Regions from separate parts of the Homo sapiens genome. Here region 1 is linked to region 2. Evidence: read pairs that join two places in POLR2A ChIA-PET (ENCODE). Cell type or tissue: Panc1. All regions are shown on one strand. Each heading gives the region's core, and the rest is flanking DNA. Links, peaks and the distances in the headings are about the cores only. Region 1 overlaps COL20A1 (collagen type XX alpha 1 chain). Region 2 has its middle 7.4 kb from the start of YTHDF1.

What was found. ChIA-PET counts read pairs that join two places held together with the same protein. Peaks named below come from ENCODE experiments on the same cell type or tissue, not always from the same donor. Only the 100,000 strongest peaks of a DNase experiment are listed, where the experiment ranks them.
Region 1: POLR2A ChIA-PET joins it to region 2 with 5 read pairs; 6 of 35 experiments call an interaction of 5 or more read pairs at or near these places.

The regions. Positions count from the first base shown.
Region 1 is chr20:63,294,891-63,299,264 of GRCh38, forward strand. COL20A1 (collagen type XX alpha 1 chain) reads left to right here. Exons shown (of 36, transcript NM_020882.4): 2 at 208-299; 3 at 3,020-3,130. The coding sequence starts at 218. Among named protein-coding and RNA genes, the nearest start is that of COL20A1, 3.9 kb to the left of the region's middle. In Panc1, for the core only: no CTCF peak of the experiment used is centred there; no DNase peak of the experiment used is centred there.
Region 2 is chr20:63,221,378-63,225,751 of GRCh38, forward strand. No RefSeq gene overlaps it. Among named protein-coding and RNA genes, the nearest start is that of YTHDF1, 7.4 kb to the left of the region's middle. In Panc1, for the core only: CTCF peaks have their summits at 2,182 (motif pointing right), 2,396 and 3,380; a DNase peak (open chromatin) is centred at 2,184; H3K27ac peaks cover 1,138 bases.

The DNA.
Region 1 (4,374 bases), core at 115-4,114, 74 kb after region 2:
AGCCTTGGGTCCTTGAGTTTTAGGCAGCTGGGAGGTATCCCCTAGACAACAGGTTGCAGGCCTCTGGTCCTCACACATGTGAGGGGTGGAGCCCGGTGTGGGGACAGGCTGCCTGGCCCTCGAGGATTTGGAGAAGCTCTGGCGTTGTGGTCAGGGAGAGGACAGACGGGGGGACGGCTGAAGGGCATGGCCTCTTCCCTGCCACAGCCCGAGCACCATGAGCTCCGGAGACCCTGCACACCTCGGCCTCTGCCTCTGGCTGTGGCTGGGCGCCACCCTGGGAAGAGAGCAAGTTCAAGGTAAGGACACTGGCAGTGGGCCCCTGCTTGCCCCGAGGCCACGCCTGCCCCACCAGTGCCCACGCGGGACGAGCCCTCCGCCCCTGAGCCCCGTCTTCCTCCTAAGTTGAATGCGTGCTGAATTCACAGCAGCTCCCACAACAAAGGCAAGACGGGAGGGAGCGTGTGCTCCCGCCAAACCTTCAGCCTCGCCTTGGGAGCACATCTCTGTGGTTTAGTTCTCTGTTATATTAATGCTTGGCCGAGAGTTATTCCACGAACACCTTTCGGAGCAGTCTCTAGGAAGCAGGAGGCTGGGGTAAAGATGGAGCCGCCTTCCCTTCCCTCCTGCCTGCTTCCCACCGCCGCCTCCCACTGGTGTTTTGGGCACATAGCCCTCTGGCTTCTCTCGGTGCGGCACTCGCATTTCCACGCAGCACCACCCCCTCCGTGCGCATCCCTGGGCGACAGCACCACGTCCTCAGAAGGCCCCTCCAGTCTGGCTGCTACTGGTTGGGGCGTTTGGGTAACGTAGGGCACCGCCCATGGCAGCAAAGGGAAATGGCAGAGGATGCTGTGGGCTCACCTGTCTGAGCAGCTTCTTCCTCCTGTTGAGAAATGTGGGTTTAGATTGACTCTAGGAAGGTGAATTTCCGTGTCTATGGAGAAGGCTCCGGGGCCTCGGCCACGCTGTAAACTTGTCCCTGGGCTGGGCCAACGCGGCGCCTCCCGGCACCTGCAAGCTCCTGGGAGGTTCCGGGCTCCCACTGAGCGATGGTTTTGTTCCGCTGGGGTGAAAGGCAGCTCCCCCTTCTACTGTGCGTTTAAAGCACCCCCACCAGGGCCTGACAGGCCGGGGCGAGGGAGCCTCCAGGTGCCGCTGCCATTGCAGAAGGGCGGGTGAGATGCGGGAGCCCCGGTGTAGCGTGGAGCCGCCTGTTGAGACCCTTCCGGGTTTCACGGCTTGTCTTGCCATGCTGATGTGCCAGGTTTGCCCTGCACACAGGCAACAGACCATTGCATGAGCAGGTGCCTTGGTCCCCTCAGCTCAGACAGGGTAACCCTGCCCTGGGGCCAGTGGGGGCTGAGATTTCAGTTTGAAAGAAGCTTGCACTGTCAATTTGAGCCAAATCAGTAAGTTGCTTCTACAGAAACAACTTGAGTTTAGGCGAAGGCAAATCTAGTTCTATCTAGTTCAGGATTCAGCATGATGGGGCCACCCCTCACAAGGGCCTTTCGGGGGCCATTGAGTCCCTGAGGACAGCCAGGTGGGCTGGGGGCACTGAGTCCAGCCCAGGACGGGTGGGAGCCCACACGCTGGGGCAGCCCTTCCCAGGATGGCCCAGGCTGGGTGCGGCCACAGTCCAGGGAGGGGAGCGTGGTCCTGGGTGGGGCCCTTCCCACCAGCCGCTGTCTGCCCAGTGCCCTGCTCAGGCCCCAACAGTGCTGTCCTCCAGCAGGGAGCTGGGGAAGGGGTCCCTGACGTTCTCAGGCAGAGTGGAGCAACAGAAGGCTCTTCACAAGCAGGGGCTGCGGGAGGGGCCCTGCTCACAGCTGGCCTTCAGAGCCCCCTCCTCATCCCCCACACATTCCTGCCTTTCAGCCCCATCCGGAGACCCGGCCCAGCTGCTGCCTGCTCTGAATGGGTCATTGTGTCTGCCCCAGTGCCCCCCAGCCCCTGCTCTTCCCCCCGAGCCCCAGCTTTCCGGGGGGCAGCCCAAAGAAGCCCATCTCTGTCCCCATTTTCCAAAAATAGCTGCCCCTACTGCAGAGCCCCGGAAGCTTTCAGGGGGCACCAACCCTCTCCAGAGCCCTGGGAGGTTGGCCAGGCCCCTGCCGCCCCCTCTTCCTCTCAGATGGCCTGGACACCCATCCCCCATCGCGGGAGGCAGCCTCGTCTTGGCATGGACGCACACATGTACCAACGTGCACACACGTGCCAATGTGCACACACTTCCAGTGTGGGATTCTGCACCCACACTCCCCACTGAGGCGGCACGTGCACCTGGCAGTGACCTTGGCAGCTAGGGGTCTGCAGCTGCATGGCCACTTGTCCTGGGGACCCAGCCCAGGGGACTCAGCCCAGGGGCCCCAGCCCAGGGGACTTAGCTCAGGGGACCCAGCCTGGGGACTCAGCCCAGGGGCCCCAGCTCAGGGGACTTAGCTCAGGGGACCCAGCCCAGGGGACCCAGCTCAGGGGACTCAGCTCAGGGGACCCAGCCCAGGGGACTCAGCCCAGGGGCCCCAGCCCAGGGGACTTAGCTCAGGGGACCCAGCCCGGGGACTCAGCCCAGGGGCCCCAGCTCAGGGGACTCAGCTCAGGGCCCTGGGCAGGTTGCCAGCTGCTGTGTTGGCTCGGGGCCTCCGATCATCAGTGGGGTGGTTGCTGTCCTCCCAGACATGGGCCTGAGCCTCTTCCTGGTGGGAGGACCCCCGGAGAGCCAGGCTGGGGCCTCCCTGGGTGGGACTGGACTCCCTCTCACCAAAGCTACCAGGGTGGCCCTGTGACTGCGGACCCCGGGGAGGGCCGGGTTCTCCTCAGCGCCCAGGCGAGGCCTCGTATCCCCAAGTGGGGCTGAGTCCGCCTCAGACACCCTGGGTGGGCTTCTGTCTCTTCGGGGTCCCCCGGGATAGGACTGTGTTCCTCCCAAATGCTGAGGGCAGGATGCCTGTACCCCCACAGCTGATTAGGTGGATGGGGAGGCCAGGTCAGTCCTGACCACTATGTCCTGTTTCTGTAGCAAGCGGTCTCCTGAGGCTGGCTGTGCTGCCTGAGGACCGGCTGCAGATGAAGTGGAGAGAGTCGGAGGGGAGCGGCCTCGGCTACCTGGTGCAGGTGAAGCCCATGGCAGGTGAGGACCTGCCCCTCCCAGGCCCCCTTCCCCATTAGCACGTGCCGAGGACAGTCAGTGTGGTGGCCGCAGCCACCACTCAGGCCCACAGCATCCCTCCCACCAGCCCCTTAGTGTCAGCACCTCTCTGGCCTTGGTCTCTGCTGACCCACATTCCTTTCCCCCGTCACATATGACATGGAAGAGGGAATGGGGCTCCTCTGTCCCTGGCACGCAGCCCCTGCAGAAGGCATTCAGTACATACTTTTAATTTTTTTGATTTTTAATTTCAATTTTTAATTTTTTTTAAAGGCAGGGTCTTGCTGTGTTGCCCAGACTGGAGTGCAGTGGTGCGATCACAGCTCCCCGCAGCCTCAATCTCCCGAGCTCAGGAGATCCTCCCACCTCAGCCTCCTGTGTAGCTGGGAGTACAGGTGCGTGCCACCACTCCTGGCTAATTTTTGTATTTTTTGTGGAGAAGAGGTTTCACCATGTTGCCCAGGCTGGTCTTGAACTGGGCTCAGGAGATCCGCCCCCCTCAGCCTCTCACAGTGCTGGGATTACAGGCGTGAACCACCATGCCCGGTCCATATTTTTTAAAGAAACGACTCCCTCCTCAGAACGAGTCTCAATGCGTCAGGGGCATTCAGAACAGCCTGGACTCCGCACAGCGAACCCCAGAAGCACCTGCTCCCCACGCGTTAATCCTTGTTTCCAGGAGCAGGGCCTTGAGGACACCTTTTCAGGGAACCCTGTTCCTAGAGCAGGAACAGTCCTAACCTGACAATGGGTGCTAATTTTAAAGCTTTTCAAAACTCAGATGGAAAAGCACACAGGCATAAATGCTAACTGTATGAATCAGCACTGTGGGGTGGCCAACTCAAACCCCTCCTGGGGTGGAAAACGACCGTCCCGGGTGCCCCGGTGCCCTTGCCAACGTCCACCCTCCCCTGCTCCCTGGACGGCCGCCTCCAACAGCATGGACTAGTTTGCCTGTTTCAGAACATTCTCTAAGTGGAATCACACCATGGCGACTCCCTCATGTCTGTGTCTTTGGTGGGCATTTTGTGAGGTTTGCCCCGTGGTGTGTAACAGCCGTCCATTTTCTTTGCTGTATAGTATTCCCCTGTGTGATCTCTTCTGCTATTGATGGACATGTGGCTTGTGTCCAGGTTGGCTGTTGTGTAGACGCCGTGTGAGGGATCCCGCGTGTGTTTCTGGTGTCCGTGCGCCTGTTCTGGGTGTAAACCCAGGAGTGGAAGTGC
Region 2 (4,374 bases), core at 107-4,106:
TCTCCCACTGCAGAGAACTGTCATCTGCCTGTAAGTACCAGTGCCAGGTGCTCTGGGGCCGATGTCTCCGTTAGCCCCAAGGTGGAGGCTCAGGGAGCAGATGTGAGCGTGCCTTGCTCATCGCAGTAGCTTCGGACTGCAGGGATTGCAGGGACTGCAGGGATTGCAGGGATTGCAGGGATTGCAGGGACTGCAGGGATTGCAGGGACTGCAGGGACTGCAGGGACTGCAGGGACTGCAGGGACTGCAGGGATTGCAGGGATTGCAGGGATTGCAGGGACTGCAGGGATTGCAGGGACTGCAGGGACTGCAGGGATTGCAGGGACTGCAGGGACTGCAGGGACTGCAGGGATTGCAGGGATTGCAGGGACTGCAGGGACTGCATTGCTCTTGCAGCACCACCCGCCTCCGTGGACACCTTCAGCAGTGAGACAATGCAGGCTCTGCTACAAGAGGTGCTTACTGGGCTCTGCTCTGGTGAGGAGAGGCCTCGCCTGGCAGCCAGACAGAGTCCCAGCAGGGCAAGATGAAAATTCGGGGCCCTCGTTCAAACAGCAAGAGAAGGCTCTTTCCTTCCTTCCAGCGCCCCTCCCTGCACCTGTGATGGTGTTTTTATTTGTTATTTAACGTCATGTGCTCTTGGGCAAGGGGAGGGGAAACTCTCACAGGCACCTGAACCTGTCCCTGTGGCTCCATGCATGGGCCATGCCCCTGATCCCTCTGTGCCCACACCCAGGTCCCTGCTGGGATGAGGGTTGGCAGGGGTCACTGGGTGGCTAAACACCATTCCTGGGGGTGGGGGGAGGAGGGTTGTGCCAAGCCAGGCTCCCAGACCCCAAGTGCAGGCGCATGCCACCATCTCATCAGATGGCACTCACAAAACACAGATTCAGACAAAAGTGTTAATATCAAGATGGTGACGACAGCACCCTCTGGGTGTGGGGCCGCTTGGGTCACATCCTATGAGGCCAGCCCTGGGTCTGAAAGACACCAGAGGAGTCCCTGGATGCCACCAGGACTCTGGGGCTCTACCAGAGGTCTTCAAAGAGGGGGACCATGGGGACGACTCAGGCTAGAAAGTGGGGAGGAAACCATGCCAGGAGGGGGACCAGAGAGTAACCAACATGATCAGATGACACAGATAGGCACCTGCAGGCTCAGGCTTCACAGCTAGAGCTGCAGGTGGCCCAGAAAGGGAGGCCCCACAATGGCTGGATCTACCTGGGCCAGGTGCCTGGGGAGGGCCACAGGTGGGACAGGAATGAGAATGGGCAGGGCTAGCTCTGGAGAACAGGACCTGGGGTTGGGCGGTGCTACAGGGAGGCGTGCCGGGTGCTGAGTACTGTGCTAGCAAAAGACGCTGCTGATTTCATCTGCCCTTGCAAACAGCAGCCTCTCCCCAGGGGAGCACCTGTCCCAGGATGAGGAAGGCCACCTGGACTCTCCCACCCTTCCACGTGGCTTGCTAGCTGTCTTGGGTGACTCTACTGGCCTGCCCGGCATGTAGCTCCCTTCAGTTGAGTGACCACATTCCTGATATTCTTTCAGGGCGTCCCCTCCTCAACCCCTGTGGTTGGGGATGGATGCCTCACCTGGGCCTGATGCCAGTCCAGAGAGGGAGAAGCAAGTGAATGAAGATGCTTGAACACCAGGATCCAGCTGAGTCTGAAATGGTCCACTTCTGTGCTTTTGGTTGGGTGAAGCAATACATTTCATTTTTAGCTTTGAGTTTCTGTCACCTGCAGCTGAGTGTCCTGACCATAGGGACAAGCATAACATACGAACCTCGGGCCTGGCCCACAGTTCCACAGAGGAGGAGTGTGTCTGGACAGTCCAGCCCTGCTCAGATCCCTCCCTTGTTCCCAGCGCCTCTTGGACCAGGGGCTCCAGGTACCCGTGCGCTAGCCCCACACACCTCTGCACCCCTGTCTGCCTACAGTCCCCAGGATGCCAGCCACATGCACATCCCCCAGGGCCACGCTGTTCCCTCTGCCTGAAGCCGCCTGCTTCACCTCCTCTCCAAAGCTTCGTGTGGCTCCTCGAGATCTCATGCTCACCCTGGGGACACCTGGGACCACTGGGTCATCACTTGTCTGTAGGGACAGCTCCAAGGCCCCTGGTGTCACCTCTGTGCTGTCACCTGCTTTATGTCCAGCAGAGGGAGCTCTGAATCAGGAGTTAGGTCCTTGGTGTGCACCTTCCAGCTCCCCAGGGACCTGCCTCAGTTTCCCCAGCTGGGAGGCAGCATGTGGAAGGGAGCGCCAGAGGGGCTCACCCCACCTGGTGGGCATTCTGTAACTTGTGGCCTGCTGTGTCCAGCAGGTGCTGCTATTGAACCTTTGAAATTGAGAAACTGCCCTTTCAATTTTATTTAATTAAATTCCAGCAGACACACGCAGCTAGTGGCTAATGTCTTTGACGGCCAAGCTCAGACTCCAGGCACTGATACTCAACGCTGATCCTTCACACTCCCAGAAAGCTTTAATTAACACACATGTCCACCCCTCTGCCCCCCACCGACCCCCAGCAGAGAAATCAAAGTAGTCTGGGGTGGAGTTGGTGACCTACATGGTCAGGAGGCCTCTGGTTGAGCCTGAAACCTCCAGGTGAGCCTGATGGCTGCACATGTGCCTAGCACTCTGCGAGGTTGGCAAGCTCCTAAGACCTGCTCACCCACCCTGCTCCCTCTGCTGCGTGGAGCTGGGGAGTGTTCAGTGGCCCCTCTCACTCTGCGTGTGGAGCTGGGGAGTGCTCACTGGCCCCTCTCACTCTGCATGTGGAGCTGGGGAGTGCTCACTGGCCCTGCTCACTCTGCGTGTGGAGCTGGAGAGTGCAGTGTCCAGTTTGCCTCTTGCAGCCTCTTGCTTCCCCTTCCCTCTCCAGAGTCCTCCCTGTGGTCCCAGAGCTCCCTGATCTAGCCTTTCCTAAAGCTGACTCAACCACCTCCTGGATTCCCAGGCTGGAATCTGGGGCCAGAGATGGTGCATCTCATGTTTTCAAATGATGCCCAGAAGCTCACAGATAGCAGGGCTGTTCGGTGGATGTCTGGGCTCTGCAGGATTGCGGGAACAGAGGCCTGCTGCTCTCATCCTCCCGCCCTCCCCATTAATACAGGCCTTCTGTCCATCCCTGGCCCTAGGTGGCCTCTCAGCTCAACTTCACAAGCCACAGGGGCTTGGGAAGCTGCAGGAAGGAGCCAGGCACAGCTGTACTAAATAAGCTTCTCCCCACCCCTGCCCCCAACAGGCCTGGGCCAGGCATGCCAGGAAAATAAATCAGACTAACGGACCCAGGTGGGGCCACAGCCACGGGAGGTGTGGTCCAGACAGCTGCCGTGGCACTGAGGAATGCTGACCATCCAGACTGAGACCCATGGTCGGGTCAGCATCCAGCCCAGCCCAGTCCAGCAGGTGGGGAGAAGCCCGTGGTGGGGCCTGCTCTGGGCCCACGCTGGTCTTCTCAGGACGCTCCCTGCTGGCCTCTTGCAACTCTGCCTGTGGCTCTCTAGGCGCTGGCTGGGAGCCAGCGCTCACCGCAGCCAAAGCCCAGAGGGATGGACTTGCGCCAGGATGCTGGCCCCTTGGCAGGATACCTGGGGAGTCCCTGGGCTCTGGGAGGCCCTCAGCGGGGTGCCCAGGGCAGTGACCCCTCGGGAACATACCTACTGCTCATTTTTGTTTTGGGGTCTGCTCTGGAGAGCTCCACCTAAGACTCGGGGAGGAAGCTGTAAACCAAAAAGCATGAGAGGCAGGGCTCAGTCGATCGAGACGTTTATTTTGCCAAGGTTAAGGACATGCCTAGAAGAAAAGCACATGGAGTCACATGTCCTTTTAGTCTGTGGTCTGTGCCTTTCTCCAAAGATGCTTTTGAGGGCTCCACCATTTAAAGGGGGGGAAAGCAGGCTGGAGGGGCAAGAGGGAGGCCTTGGTAATCACATGCTGCAAGAGAAGAGGAGCAGGCAGGGGAATCGTCAGCTGTGTGTTCCTCTCATGCTCGGAAACCTGCACTTGTATGAAATAAGGTGAACGTCTCCTGTAGAGATGCTTCACCTGTTATCTGTAACTACCTGCTTAGGAACAAAAAGAAAGGCAGCTTCTCACATGACTTAGCTTTTAGTTTAATTTTTTTCTTGTGGCAGAGTGAATTGGGGTCCTGAGTTTGTTTTTGTTTTTGTTTTTGTTTTTGTTTTGAAACAGAGTTTCGCTCTTGTTGCCCAGGCTGGAGTGCAATGGCGTGATCTCAGCTCACCACAACCTCCGCCTCCAGGGTTCAAGCGATTCTCCTGCCTCAGCCTCCCAAGTGGCTGGGATTACAGGCATGCGCCACCACGCCTGGCTAATTTTGTATTTTTAGTAGAGATGGGGTTTCTTCATG